Regions from separate parts of the Mus musculus genome. Here region 1 is linked to region 2. A link is a contact called in ENCODE Hi-C data. All regions are on one chromosome and are shown on one strand. The core of a region is the stretch at or near the end of the contact, and the rest is flanking DNA. Distances in the headings are between cores, read along the strand shown. Region 1 overlaps Prkca (protein kinase C, alpha). Region 2 holds the start of Tlcd2 (TLC domain containing 2).

Evidence for each region. Hi-C counts contacts between places; a loop is a spot of excess contacts on that map.
Region 1: a map of regulatory T cell shows a loop between it and region 2 (214-fold over the local background). The contact joins the enhancer-like site here to the promoter of Tlcd2 in region 2. A Hi-C loop is called at or near these places in 5 of 37 maps with a recorded cell type or tissue (T-helper 1 cell, T-helper 17 cell, T-helper 2 cell and 1 more).

Annotation. Positions count from the first base shown.
Region 1 is chr11:108,244,159-108,251,008 of GRCm38, reverse strand. All of the region lies in intron 2 of Prkca (protein kinase C, alpha), which reads left to right. Among named protein-coding and RNA genes, the nearest start is that of Gm11655, 75 kb to the right of the region's middle. Within about 2 kb of position 2,473, at least 1 of the 3 ENCODE cell types and tissues checked has a DNase peak (open chromatin) inside an H3K27ac peak, as active enhancers do.
Region 2 is chr11:75,464,318-75,471,053 of GRCm38, reverse strand. Tlcd2 (TLC domain containing 2) reads right to left here and starts at 3,004. Exons shown (of 5, transcript NM_027249.3): 1 at 2,677-3,004; 2 at 2,415-2,497; 3 at 2,130-2,212; 4 at 1,153-1,582; 5 at 155-654. The coding sequence starts at 2,849. The coding sequence ends at 491. It overlaps Mir22hg (Mir22 host gene (non-protein coding)), which reads right to left. Exons shown (of 3, transcript NR_030711.1): 3 at 4,364-5,747.

The DNA.
Region 1 (6,850 bases), core at 1,224-3,723, about 33 Mb before region 2:
TGATGGATGAAACCCTTCCTGAGGCTGTGGGAGTCTCTTAAACGTCTGTACACGGTTCTACAGACTCTCGTTCTGAACATATCACTATATTGAGATAGATCACAGACTAGGCACATGGTCTAGACCGATGGAGAATGGCTAGCCAGATGGAAGAATACACCAAGGAAAAGATGGACATATGAGCTCTGTGGAAAGCTGAGTCTAAGAACAACAGCATACATGTTCCCAGTGGCTGGAAAAGAGCAGGGAAGGATGGATGGTTTGAGTGACAGGAAGTTGAGCGAGGTCCAAGTACCTGTTGGAGTGGGAAAGAGCGACGTTTAGCTATAGATTGACTTGTGGAGTGTTGTCCACAGAGCCTTATGGTGCTGTCTGCCTGGTTTCTTCTGAGACATTTCAAGAACTGACCAGAATTAAAACCACAGTGAAAAAGTGTTTATCATGTGCAAGGCAATTTTTTTTTTGAAAATTAATTCCCTCAGTCTGTTCAGCAGTCTTGAGTGGACACTGCTGTTCTCTTCACTTGATGATGTGGAAGCTGATGCTGAGAAGTGAATAAGCCATGTTGCTGCAAAAGGAGATGTTGGGGTGTGACTCTAGCAGCTGACCCTCAAGTCTACATGACCTCTTGTTTCCCCAGTTCCTGGAGGGACATTGTCCAGTCTGTAGAGAGCCAGGAATTTCCTTGTGGGATTAGTGCTTGAGTTTTCCCTCCATCCACATGTCTCAGATCAACTGAATTCCCTCCCAGAACTCAATCCCTCTCCTTAAACATTTTTAATGTTTAATTACACGAAGTTCATACTGAGGTTTGCTGGAATTTATTGTATCATTTGGCTTAAGTATAAAGGCAGCTATGTAGCTGTCTCAATACTGCAATGAGGGAAAACTTTAATGTCTGAAGAGCTGGCAAAATCCCTAGCCAGCATTGCAGAGGAATGTATTTTGCCCCATTGTCTTCTCTGGTGATTTGAGTTGTGGGTTGCCCGTGTACCTGTCCATCCTTTGACTGCAAGGGTTGCTTCCTTTATGCCCTCTGGAAGAGACTGTGGACTTTTTCTGTAACTTCTGGGCTTGGGTTTCCTGTTGAGAAAGCACTCAGACACACACACAGACACAGACACACACACACACACACACACACACACACACACACACACACACACACCCCTCCCTTGATACCTCAGACCACTCTTTGTGTAGCCTCTCCTATCTTGATGCTTAGAGAACCTCCTTCTTTTAACTAATTAACGCCCAGAAATTCAAACCATCTTAACCTTACAAACGACACACATTTCCTGTTCCTCTAATCAGCTGCGTCTTATTGCAGTCCTCTCTGAAGATGGCACAGATGGTTCAGCACATGCTTCTGAGAATTGTCAGTGAACCTGAAGTTTTACTGCCCCCCCCCCCCAATCTGCGTCCTCTCATTTGAAAGGAAGATGGAGGATGACAAAGGAACTTGCCTGGTTGGGAAGGGGGTGTCTTGCTGATTTCCGGGTGCTTAGGAGTTCAGAAAACACAGAAAGCAAAATGCCCATTTGCAAACAAGCCCGGTTTAATACAGCCCAGAGACTGAGGCGGGATTCTCAGGGGAGATGGTCTGTCCAGTTTACTCCTCAGTCACCGGCTGATACCTTCCTTGTTTCTATCACTTGCTGAGCTCAAGCAACGCACCACAAACAGATCTATTGAAGGAGTAAAGAGAGAGACAGCCCCTCACCCCAGAGACCTATGACACTGGGTTTTTTAAGCACTGGGGTGTCTGTGTGGGGGGGTGGTGGTGAGAAATAATTAACCCTAAAGAAGAGAGTCTCACAATGTGGTCACAGCTGTCCTAGCTTCCTATGTAGAGCAGGCTGGCCTGGAGCTCCCAGAGATCCACCTGTCATTGGCTGCCTTCGTACTGATGTTAAACATGTGCACTGCTATACCTGGTAGGATTTTTTTTTTTTTTTTGAGACAAGATCTAATGTAGCAGAGGCTGACCCTGAACTTGCTGTGATTATGGGTATGGTCCACCCTGGCCATCCTGTCCATTAACTGCCCCACTCACACCCTCACCCCCAACCAAAGCTTCATCATTTGAAGACCCACTTGGGACCAAGGAGATAATTATATGGTCTTTTTTGGCCTGAAGGCTTAGAACTCAGCAAGGTCTTTGTAGTCTGTTCTTTTCCTCATTTGGGGTTTCTAAACATCCTTTAATGGGGGAAACTGACTCTACAAAGAGGATCGTGATTTTCACTGGTGCTGGTAACATGTCACCTTTGTAGCTAACACTCAGAGTGGAAATCTTACGTTCTGACGAGTGACCGTCCAGTGACACAGCTTAATCACCCAGGGATTGGTATCTTGGATGCCATGCCTCTCCTCCCTGGTCCCATGGACGGCCCTCTCCTATTTTTACTCATGAGATAAGAGAAGCGGAAGTGAAAGTTTCTGTCTGAGCCAAAGAGAGTAAGGGAGACGCTGAGGAGACTCTGGGGTGCGGAGAGTTTGTCTCCGGTGCTCACCGGCTCTTACTGCAGTGCAGAAGAGTCGAGTCTTCCTCTGGATGGAAGGGGCTGCTCTTTCCCCTGGTTGTTTTCTGTTTGCCATGGTTGTCGTGGGAGCTGGAGATGAGGCTCAGCAAGGGGAGAGCTTGTGGAGCAAACAGGAGAACCTCAATGTGATCTCCAGCACCCCTGTGAAAATGTCAAGTGTGGTGGTGTGACATCAGTGTGTGACATCAGTGTGTGACATCAGTGTGTGACATCAGTGCTGGGAAGGTGGAGGCAGGAGGATCTCTGGGACTCAAAGGCTAACCAGCTTAGTGTACAGGGTATGTGATTCAGGCTAATGAGAGACCCCCACACACACCCACACACCCACACACACACAATACATACTCACTTAAAAAAAACTTGCCATGGTGGCCCACCCTCCTCCTCCCTCCTTCCTTGCCTCTGTCCTTCTTTTCTTCCTTCCTTTCTTCCTTCCTTTCTTTCTTTCTTTCTTTCTTTCTTTCTTTCTTTCTTTCTTTCTTTCTTTCTTTCTTTCTTTCACTCCTCTCTCTTTCTGCTATGTTGGGCTATTTTCAATATTACAGGGAAATCTATTCATGAAATGCCCTTTCCTCTGTCCCCTACTTTGCACATTGGGTTCATTTGCTTGGGCTATCGTAATACAGAACACACACACTGAGGTCTTCACGGATAGCAGTTTATTTTCTCACAGCCCTAGAGCCTAGAAGTCCAAGACCGGGGTTCTTAGCAGATTGATTTCAGTGTGGTTTACAGACAGAGGCCAAGGCCTTCTGCGCGTGCTCTGGCCAAGTTTCTCATCTCTTTCTATCAGATTAGGGTCCACGTCTGTGACCTCATTTAACCTCATTTAGCCCAATTACCTCTTGATTGAAAAGGCCCTATCTCTAAATAAGGCCACCTTCTTCAGTATAGGAGGTTAGGTATCAAAATACAGATGTTCTAGGGGACACAGTTCAGCTCAAGAGGATGCCCGCTGTACCTTTGCACCATAACTCTGTAGTTCTAGACCCCCTGAATTATATTCCTGTGTTTCTAGAACCCAGCACACCTCAGCTTATAACTATTCGATGAGTCAAGAATTGGAGCAAGGCAGGGCTTTGTTCTGCTGAACTCATGAAACTATCCAAGCAAGGCCCGCACAGAGCTGACAAAGCTCAGCACACATTTGTGGAGCATTGCTGGCTGGGTAGGTGGCATAGACATATGAAAGTTCAAGGCACGACAGAAGAATGTGTCTCAAAATGTTCTAAGTGGTGAGAAAACAGGGATGGTTCTGTTGTGGTTGTTGTTGGCTCCAAGGCTTGAAGCAATAATCCTAAGTGGAAAATCTCATAGTGAAGACAGCCCATTAGGACAAACTTTACATCCAGCCCTTGTTTGCTGCATCACGGGGGTATAAAGATTTTAGGTCAAGTCATTTAGGTAGACACTGCATTTTTATCTGTTAGTTATATTATTTCATGAGCACGCATGTGTTGTGTATGTGGGGCTGTATATGTGCATGTGTGTTCACGCCCATGCACATGACTGTGGGAGCCAGAGGAGGATGCTGCCTTTTGTTCTCTACCTAATTCCACTTTATTCACTTGAGGCAGGGTCTCTTACTATACCTGAAGCTTGCCATTTTGCCTAGACTGGCTTGTAGTAAGAACTTTGGTTTCTTTAAAAACCAAAGACATATTATAAGAACATGTTTTCATTCAATCCCAGGTGTGGGGTATGGGACTGACTGCTTCGGATTGTCCACAGCAGCTGATTTGCCTTGTCCTCTAGCAGGGGCGTGGTTTGCCAGCTGCAGATAGTTTCCACGAGTATGTGACATTTGGAATTCTGGGGACTCTTTAGAAGATATAGAAATGCTAGGGCCCCAATAGGCCATGTGTGGGTTGTTGGTTGGTTGCGGTTTGTTAAGTAGTCATGGGCAAAATGGAAATAACAAGAAGAAGAAGAAAAAAAAATAGATGTCATGATGTTGAAGACCAAATTTGCCCTAAGGAACTGGATGCCCCTTATCAGCAGGAAGCAGTCTAACAATAAAGTCACCCTCCTTCTCTGCTACCCTTCTCTCTCTCCTATCTAGTGTGAGGGGGTGGAGAAGGGTGGAAGAAAGAACAACCCACAACATAGCAAGTGTCCAGATGTACTGGCTAGCCAGTGAGATCCCCAGAGTTTAACACCTGCTTCTGCTTCTGCTGTCCCCAGTTCGGGAGTCACAGGCATACATCATCATGCCTAACTTTTACATAAGTGCCAGGAGATTTAACTCCAGTCCTCACACTAGCAAACAAGCCGCGTTACCCACCGAGCCACCCCTCCAACCCTGACACTGTAGTTTTAAAATGGTGATTGGACTATTTATAGCCATGTTAAATTCTTTTATTCAGTAGACACAGTGGGATAATGCTGCCTTTCCTTCACTTAAGGCGTAGCTGCAGAGGAGGGGGCTGTAAAACCCTGCATTCCGTGAGCCAAAGTGCTGGAATCTATTTAACTCAGGGTACCAAGGTGATGGTGCCATCTCACAGGAGAGCACGAAGCCCTTTGTCTCTGAACTTTTCAAGTAGGCACTTTCTTTTTTGGCTGAGATTCCTGCCTGCAGCAATTCCTTCTGTGTTCATTTGTAAATAGCCATGCCTAACATTTCTGTGATCCCTTCTTTGGAGACCTTAGGTTATTGGGAATTTCCAGATTGGAAATTTTTATAATTCAAAGAGATTGGATTCAATTTTCACAAACCAGAGATTTACCAACATAATGAATCATGTGGAATGAAATGATCAAGAGAGACTTGGATTTCTTCCTGATGTCTTCAGAAGCATCATTTACATATGGTAATTGCTCACCTGACTCAGAGGCGAGTCTGCTAAGAACTCACCTGCTGGTCCCCATCACTGTGAAGACTTTAAAGAAGACCATGATGGAGTCATTTTAATGCATCCTTGGTTTCTTCCTAGGAACCTGCCGTTATAATTATGGCTTATTGGAGGGAGCATTCTGTCCCCAGTTGAGCCACGCAATAACATTATGCAGGGAAAAAAAATAAGCACACTTAGCACTCTAGAATCTTCCGTGGATGGCTCTAATTACACGGGGAGCACTTGTCTGGCTTGAGTGTGTTTTAAGAATCCAGTCCTTCAAGTAGCACTGATGTCCGGTTTTGAAACAGCAGTGTGCTGCTTCACCACGGATCCTCCTCAGGCCCTGCGTACTTCAGCAGACAGAATCAAGTGCTTGTGCTTCAGCTTTGAAGAGCACCAGAAACCCTGTTTATTAAAACAGTTCTCTTTGGCACTTTGTAGCATTAGGATAATGCGGCCTTAGCAGAGGTAGAGTGTCTCCTGAACACTTACCAGAAGGAGGATTGCTCTTCCCCACAGTGCCCTGCCTTTCTGAGGATGGTTTTTTGTTTGTTTGTTTGTTTGTTTGTTTGTTGTTTTTATTTGCTTGTTTTATCCATGGTCCTCTTTCTACATGCTATTCTCCCCTCCTCCCTCTCTCTGTCTCTCTGTCTCAGCTTCTCTCTCTCTCTCTCTCTCTCTCTCTCTCTCTCTCTCTCTCTCTCTCCCTGTTGTTGAAGATAGGGTCTCCTTATATTGTCCAGGCTGTCCTGAAACTCACTGTGTATCCTAGCATGGCTTCAACCCCATCATGATACAAGACAGGGAGCCAATAGACCTGAAGATCACAGTTCCCAAGGCTTTTGAGCAGCGGCTTTCAGGTTCATTGTTTCATGCCCAAGAAGAATGATAAGTGTGGGCAAGGAATAAACAGGAGGAAGTAGATTTATTAAGAAAAATTCCTGAGTGGGAAGTGTTGTCCCAAGACACATGCTTTCAGTGGGCCCTTTTGTGAAGTGGATAGAGGCTGATTGGTAATTGATCATTTTTTGAAGGCATCAAAAGCTTAACTTGTGAGGAGCCCACACACCTTCTGTATCCTCCTAGGCCCAAGTGAAGGAGTGATCCCATCATGCATTGCTCCTCCCACCATGCATCATGGTCACCTTTGTCAGCTTTCTCTCAAGTCATAAGCCACTGACTTGGTCACTTCCTTTTTCTCTTCTAAAACAGTGCGACTGGCTTCTAATCTATCACAGGCTCCTGTTGTCGCTTCCTGTGAGAAGCTAACTCCTGTCTCATTGGCAGCTTCTGTGCTAGGACTGCATGCCTGCACCACCACATTCAGCCTAGAGCATCTTCCCAGAGAGAAGAAACAGCAGGTACCCTGGCTGTCAGGCATGTTTTCTGTAGTGCTCTTATCATACAGACTCCTTTTTAGACATTAACACTTTTAGCTAAGTGGTGGTAAGAAGACGACTCTGA
Region 2 (6,736 bases), core at 1,755-4,254:
ACAAAACAAAAACCGGGAGGAAAGAAAAGAGCCAGAGAAACCTTAACAGGAAACCCTCCCAACTCAAAGCTTCCACAACTCCACACCACACTGCAGACCAGGATAACACTGGAGCCAAGAAAAATGACTCAAAGCAATCACATTCACAAGAGACTGATGAAATCATTTGCACAGCAATTTATTCATATACAATAGGGTTCAATGTTCTCTCCTCAGCGAAGCTCCTCCCTTTTGCTGGAAGGCAGAGTCTATCAGCAAGTTGCTGGGTAAGGTGTTCAGTCAGCCATGGTATTACCAGAGTGGCTAGACCCTTATCAAACTAGGCACTGCCAACTTGGCATTGAACTCAGGACCTTATGAATGTCAGATAATGTTCCGGCTGTCATGTCCAGTTTTTTCTTTCTCTTCTTTGGTTTGTTTGTTTGTTTGTTTGTTGAAACAGAGTCTCTTGTAGCCCAGGCTGGCCTTGAACTTCTGATCCTTCTGCTTGTCATTCCCAAGTGCTAGCATTATCAGCATGTGCCACTTTGCCAGGCTCTAGTCTTCTCTCTTGAAGGCCCAGGACTGAAGGGGTCATGCAGCGTTTTGGAGATGCCAGTACCATGAGATGACCACCAAGAGCAGCAGCAGCAGTGGAGTACAGGTATCTGGAGCCTAGAGGATGACGCGTGTGCTACAAAGGGCCTGGCTGGAGAAGTGACCCAAGCCCTTGGAGGAGCCCAGAAGATCGTGAGTTGTATCCCAGACATTGGACGGTTGGAGATTGACTTTTGCTTTTGATTGTGACTGTGCCCTGATATTTTCCCTCTTGAAGGAAGAAACTGTTTTAGTGGAGCCCACAGTTGAGACTTTTAATTGTAAAAAGACTTTGAATTTTAAAAGAGATGGATATTTTAAAGAGATTGAAATTTTAAGAATATGTAAAGACTGTGGGACTTTTAAAGTTATTTAGATCTCCTGATTTCCTGACTGTAATGGAGATCTCATACAATGTTCTCTCTCTCTCTCTCTCTCTCTCTCTCTCTCTCTCTCTCTCTCTCTCTCTGATGATACAGTCTAGTCCTTGCTACATAGTAGACTATGCAGTGGGCTACCATCTCCTCTTCCCAGCCCCACCTCCCTGGGGGCTGACAGAAGAGAAAACTTCCACACCTTTCAGACTGAGAGTGGAAGTGTTCCTGGCAACAGGCTCACGTGTCTTGGTTTCCTTGTGCATGAGGATAAACGGGTAGGGCTGAGACTGCAAGATATCCTTGGTCAGAATTCGGATCCCTGTGGAGATGCTTATGCTGCCCACGGTGACCAGCCCAGCCACACAAAGCAGAACCAGAGCAAGAGACAGCTGGTAGTGCTGCCGGGACAACCACAGACTCATCCATCCCAGAGGCAGAAGGCGGAAGAGGACCAGGGTGGCCAGGCTGGCCCAACTGCTTACTCTGAAGGCCAAGGATGGGGCCTTATGGGAGAGCAGCAGTAGCTTCCGTAGATGCAAACAGATGGAGTTCAGCTCCAGAAGCAGGGATACCATAGAGAAGCCCACATAGTGGCCAGACACAACAGCGGTGCTGAGGCAGCTCACTACCTGCAGGCAAGGTTCAAGGTTCAGGCTTTGCATGACCTGTGCCCAACAAGTCCCAGCTCCTTATCCTAGGGACACCCACGCATGTTTTTTCTACTCTCTGCCTCATCCTTCCAGGTATCAGCTTTTTAAAAATTAGTATTTATTTATTTTTTATTTATTCACTTTATATTACCCAAGCATTTTTTAGGACTGCCTCCAATCCTGACCTTTCTGCTGACCCTTATCTAGGGGGCATGAGCAGCCCTGGACCAGAGGTTCTCTTACCCCAAGCCACACTATTTGCATAGCATACCCTAGCTTTCATTCCTGGCTTTTTTTTTTTTTTTTTTATGATCAGCTGGAGGTTTGTGGGGAGAACCAAACTCCTTGGGCAGTGCCCAGGAGTGGCTAGCAGTCAAAACCTCCCTCCAACTCAATCCAAGTCTGAGAGGATAGGTTTTCAGGGGGCTTTGTGGAAAAGTCAGAGGACAGAACACTGAAGAGAGAGGTTGGGCCCTTGAGTTGGACATGCTCCCTTACTACCTGGCCTCTCCCTTCAGAGTCTTACCGCCAAATGGTGACAGAGAAGGTCCCAGGCCTGGGCCAATGTCTGGTTCCACAGCATATCAACTCCATCTGCAGCGAAATAACCTGAAGGCACCGGAGAAGACTATGAGGCTCCTCGCTCAGAGCTGATGCACAGCCTAGATATCTCAAGTCCCACTTTTCTCAGGTCCTTAATTCCTCACAGCAAACCTCCAGCAACATCTGCTCCATTCCAAAGATGGGGGAGGAACCTAGAATTCCCGGTCCAACAAGGCCTTTCCCGATTCAGCCTTTTCTGTACACTCACCCACTGACACTGCTACTAGGACCCGTGCCCACGGTGGGTGATCATTAATTGGGTCGGTGACCATTTGAGGAAACTGCCACAGCCTGGAGAAGACAAAGAGCTAAGGTCAATTTCTCCCAGACCTAGATCCATTCTCCCACTGGGTACTCCCACCCATCCACAACCCAAACCAGTTCCATTCCAAAAGGTTCCAACTTCAGTCTTCCAGGCCCTCTTTTCCACCCCCGCCCCTCAGTGCTTTGTCAGTCCCCAAGTTCCGCACCCGACCAGCGCCCCTACTCCAGAGAGTAGGCTGTGTATCAGCGAAACGAAAATGTTCCGCCACATCCAGCGGTCCCGAACAGATTTCGGGGTGGGCAGCAGCTGCAGCCCCCAGTGCAGTCCCCGAAACGCCGTGAAGGAAGCGCCAGCCACAAGGAGTCCCCAGGATGCCATGGTCTGGGCAGGTCAGCTAGGTTTCAGTCAGTTTCTCTGATCCTGGCACCCGGTGCCCGGGACCTCGAAGGGGCCCCCCTCCGGCAGAATCGGGATCTAGCTTTTCCACCCTGCTGTGCCTGGGGCTTCCTGGCCTGTATTATCTTTCCAGCGTGCTGTAACTTTTCCTGGCTTGTCCACGCCCCTATCTCTCGGCTGCTCATTGATTGGCGCAGCCATGGGGCCACCTCGGGTGAAGCCATGGAACGGATGGCGTCCCGCTCCTGCTTGGGTTTAGCAGTTTGGGGCTTTCTGGCATCAAGTTCGGCTACTGAGTTCAGAGGCCTTACAACACATTAGAGGTCTTCTCCAACACCACTAGTCTCCGAGCCCCTTGGGGTTCCAGAAAGTCATCTAGTTTACCCCCACCTGACTAGTCTGGGGCTCCGCCCCACTAACTTTCACCTTCTGTTCTGGTTCCCTCATCTCTCACCTACTGGTCATCCTTACCCACAGACCAGAAGGTACAGGGCCAACAGAGCCAACTCCTGAGGGCCCAAATCTTGCACCATCTCACCTTTACCTCAGAGCACGCCAGTCAGGCAGAGCCGAGCTCTGCCCACCTGTAACTTCCTTACATAGTACTACCCAAACGGAACAGCTTATGGGAGAATCCCTTCTTGAGTCCTACCCCCTCCCCCCCCCCCAAACATCACCAAGAAACTTTATTAGGTAGAAGAAGCAAATGGAAGACACATACACCTCCCCTCCCCAGGTCTCAAGTAAGAAAAACAAACAAGCTAAAAATAAGACTCTTCAGATTCTAGACCCCTTTGGCCTTAAGAGGAATATCCTTTCCAACCACAAATCCCCCAAAGAGTGACAGGTTTTGAGCATTTCCCTTCTTTCTTATTCTAAGCCACACCTCCTTAGCTGGCTGACAGTCAGAAAGTCAGAGGAATGCTTCCTGTGTGTAGAGAGTAGGTGGATTCAGACAATTAATGAAGTTCATAGAATTGACTTTAGTGTGGTGGAGCTTGAAAAGGCCCCTGGATATGATTCCTAGCTCCAGTGTACACACACACATACACACACACACACAAGCATGCACACACACACTCAAGAAGCAATAGGTATCCCAAGCAAACATTTTCTTTCACCTGGCACTTGGTGTAGCCCATCCTCCTACAAGCAAATTCTCCAAAATCTAAACATGACAATGAGGACTAGAGGGAGAGATGGCTTTAGTGGCTAGGAGCATTTGCTGCTCTTCTAGAGGACCTGAGTGCGATTCTGAGCATCCACATCAGAAGATCCAAACAGCGTGCAGCTCCAGGGAATCTGATGCCCTCTTCTGGCCTCTGCAGAATGTGCACCCACACTCTGGTGCACAAAGACACATAATATAACATACAAATATATTTTTTAAAAATTACAGAGGGAGTGAAGAGACGGCTCAGAAGTTAGCGCTAGCTGCTTTCAGAAGACAATGTTGGATTCCTGCCACTCACAGGCAAAACACTCATAAAAGAGTAAAAATTTTAAAACATTTATTTGTCTTTTGTATTTTATTTAACATATGAAAGCAATGCACAATATTTAAAAATTAGAAAGACAGAAAAAACAAGGGGAAAATTCACAATTGTACTATCCCACCATACAAAAACAACCATTCTTAACATTTTGAATCCACTTTCAGTGTTTTTTTAAAAAATATATTACAAGTATGCATTCATATTTTAAAAACAGTCACAAACTCATACTTTTCATAATCTTTTTAGTATTCAGTATTTATATTTCCACTCAATTGGATGGTTTTTAAAAAAATATATTACAAGTATGTGTTCATATTTTAAAAACAGTCACAAACTCATACTTTTATAATCTTTTTAGTATTCAATATTTATATTTCCACTCAATTTTTCTTCTGTAAGACTTTGGATGGCTGCACAGAACACCACCATCAGATGAATATAATTTACTTAGGCAAGCCCTAGCTATACATTTTCATGACAGCAGAAAAGGAATGGACTTCCAAACAAACAGCTGCGTTCCATTTTTCTCTATTACAACCCTGAGATGAACATTTTATAACCAAATCCTTATTTTAGGATACATTTCTAAGACAGCAAACTACCAGGTCCAAAGGCATCTCTCACAATGGTTGGTACTGCCACACACAAGGCACAGGAGCCTTCTTCTGGCTTTCATTTGCTTGTTGTATTATGATCAGGGAAAACGGTTTCAGCCACATCTGCTTTCTTTGAATTACTAACCAATGCTTTATTTTATTTTGTTTTATTTTTTGAGACAGTCTCATATAGCCCAGGCTGGCTCAGAACTCATTGTATAGCAGAGGATTACCTTGAATGTAGGCTCCTTTGCCACCACCTCCAGAGTGCCGGGATTGCAGACCTGGGCCAACCTGTTCAGTTTTATGCAATGCAGAAGACAGAACCAGGGCTTGGTGCATGTTAAGCAAACCTACCAACTGAGCTACAACCCCAGTCATAGATATGTTTTCCCACAGTGTTACACATTTGAATCTCTTTTTGAATTTGCTGTGTATTTCCTTTCAGAGGTGGCTCATGCTCCTTGAGGCTGTTTATAGAAACTGCAGGGTAGAGATGGGACCATACTTCCTGGAGGCCCTTCATCTCCCAGGAAGGCAGGTCCTGAGAGGAGATGGCTGGAAGCACGTGTCTTTCACTGAGGCTGGCTGGCTGCTCTCTTTCCTGGTGTTCTCCAGGCTTCTACGTGCCTCTCTGACCAATGTCCGGATAGGCCCTTGTGGTTCCAGGCCAGGTCCTCCACTGTCTTGTGCCTGCCTCTGTTGCTTCCAGGCTGCCCTTTCTCACCTCTGAGGCTCCATGTTGGATGAGGACAGCAGAGCCATGTACCCAGTGCTGGAGGGACACACTGTGGCCAGGGAAGGGAGGAGGAAAGAAAGCAAGCGAGGTCGAGGGAAGGGCAATCTTTGTCGCAATGTGTGAGCCGACTCAGCCTCCCCAGCCCGTCTGCTACAGTCCCTTACACATCCTATCCCTCAGCTTAGACTGCAGTGGGGCTGGATTAGATGATCTAGTCTCCCCTATGACTTTCAGTTTCTCACAAATGGGGAACAGGCTAGAACTCCTCCTCCTGTCAAATACAACAAACAGCCTCCTGTACCCCCTGAACCCATCTTCTGTTAGGAAGACTGGGCCAAAGGTGAACCACAATCAGAGACCAAGCCCATACGTGAGAATGAATCAGGAGCTAGAGGCAGCAGAAGGGACTCATATCATACAACCCATCTCCCCTGACAATTTCTTGCCTGCACAGTATTGAGCAGAGTCTCACTATCCTGGAAAGCAAAGGCAGAAAATAAATGGCAGTGGTTGCTAGAACCCAACCAAGAGCTACAGTTTTGCTTTAGGTGGAGGGAAAGCCTTGGACCACCCATGCATGGTGAGAAGCCAGTAGAGGACTAGCCTCCCACGAGCTTGCCTGGGACTTAACCATAGCCTTTCCTTCCATCCTAATCCCCCTGAGCTGGGTGAGTAGTCAGGGGGTGGGGGAAGGACAACAGTTCATGTGAAGAGCTGTTTCGTTTCCATCCACGAGAAGAGAAGAGCCCAGGCTCTGAGTCACCACTGGTGGACTTTTAATGCCCTCCTGCCTACTTATCTATGGGATTCCCCATTATACAGGTGGAAAAATCCACAGGTGTAAGGGTAAGTACCCCTAAACCCAAAATCTGGGCCAGACTAAAAATAAATAAAGAAATGTAAATACAGCCGGGCGGTGGTGGCACACGCCTTTAATCCCAGCACTTGGGAGGCAGAGGCAGGCAGATTTCTGAGTTCGAGGCCAGCCTAGTCTACAAAGTGAGTTCCAGGACAGCCAGGGCTATACAGAGAAACCCT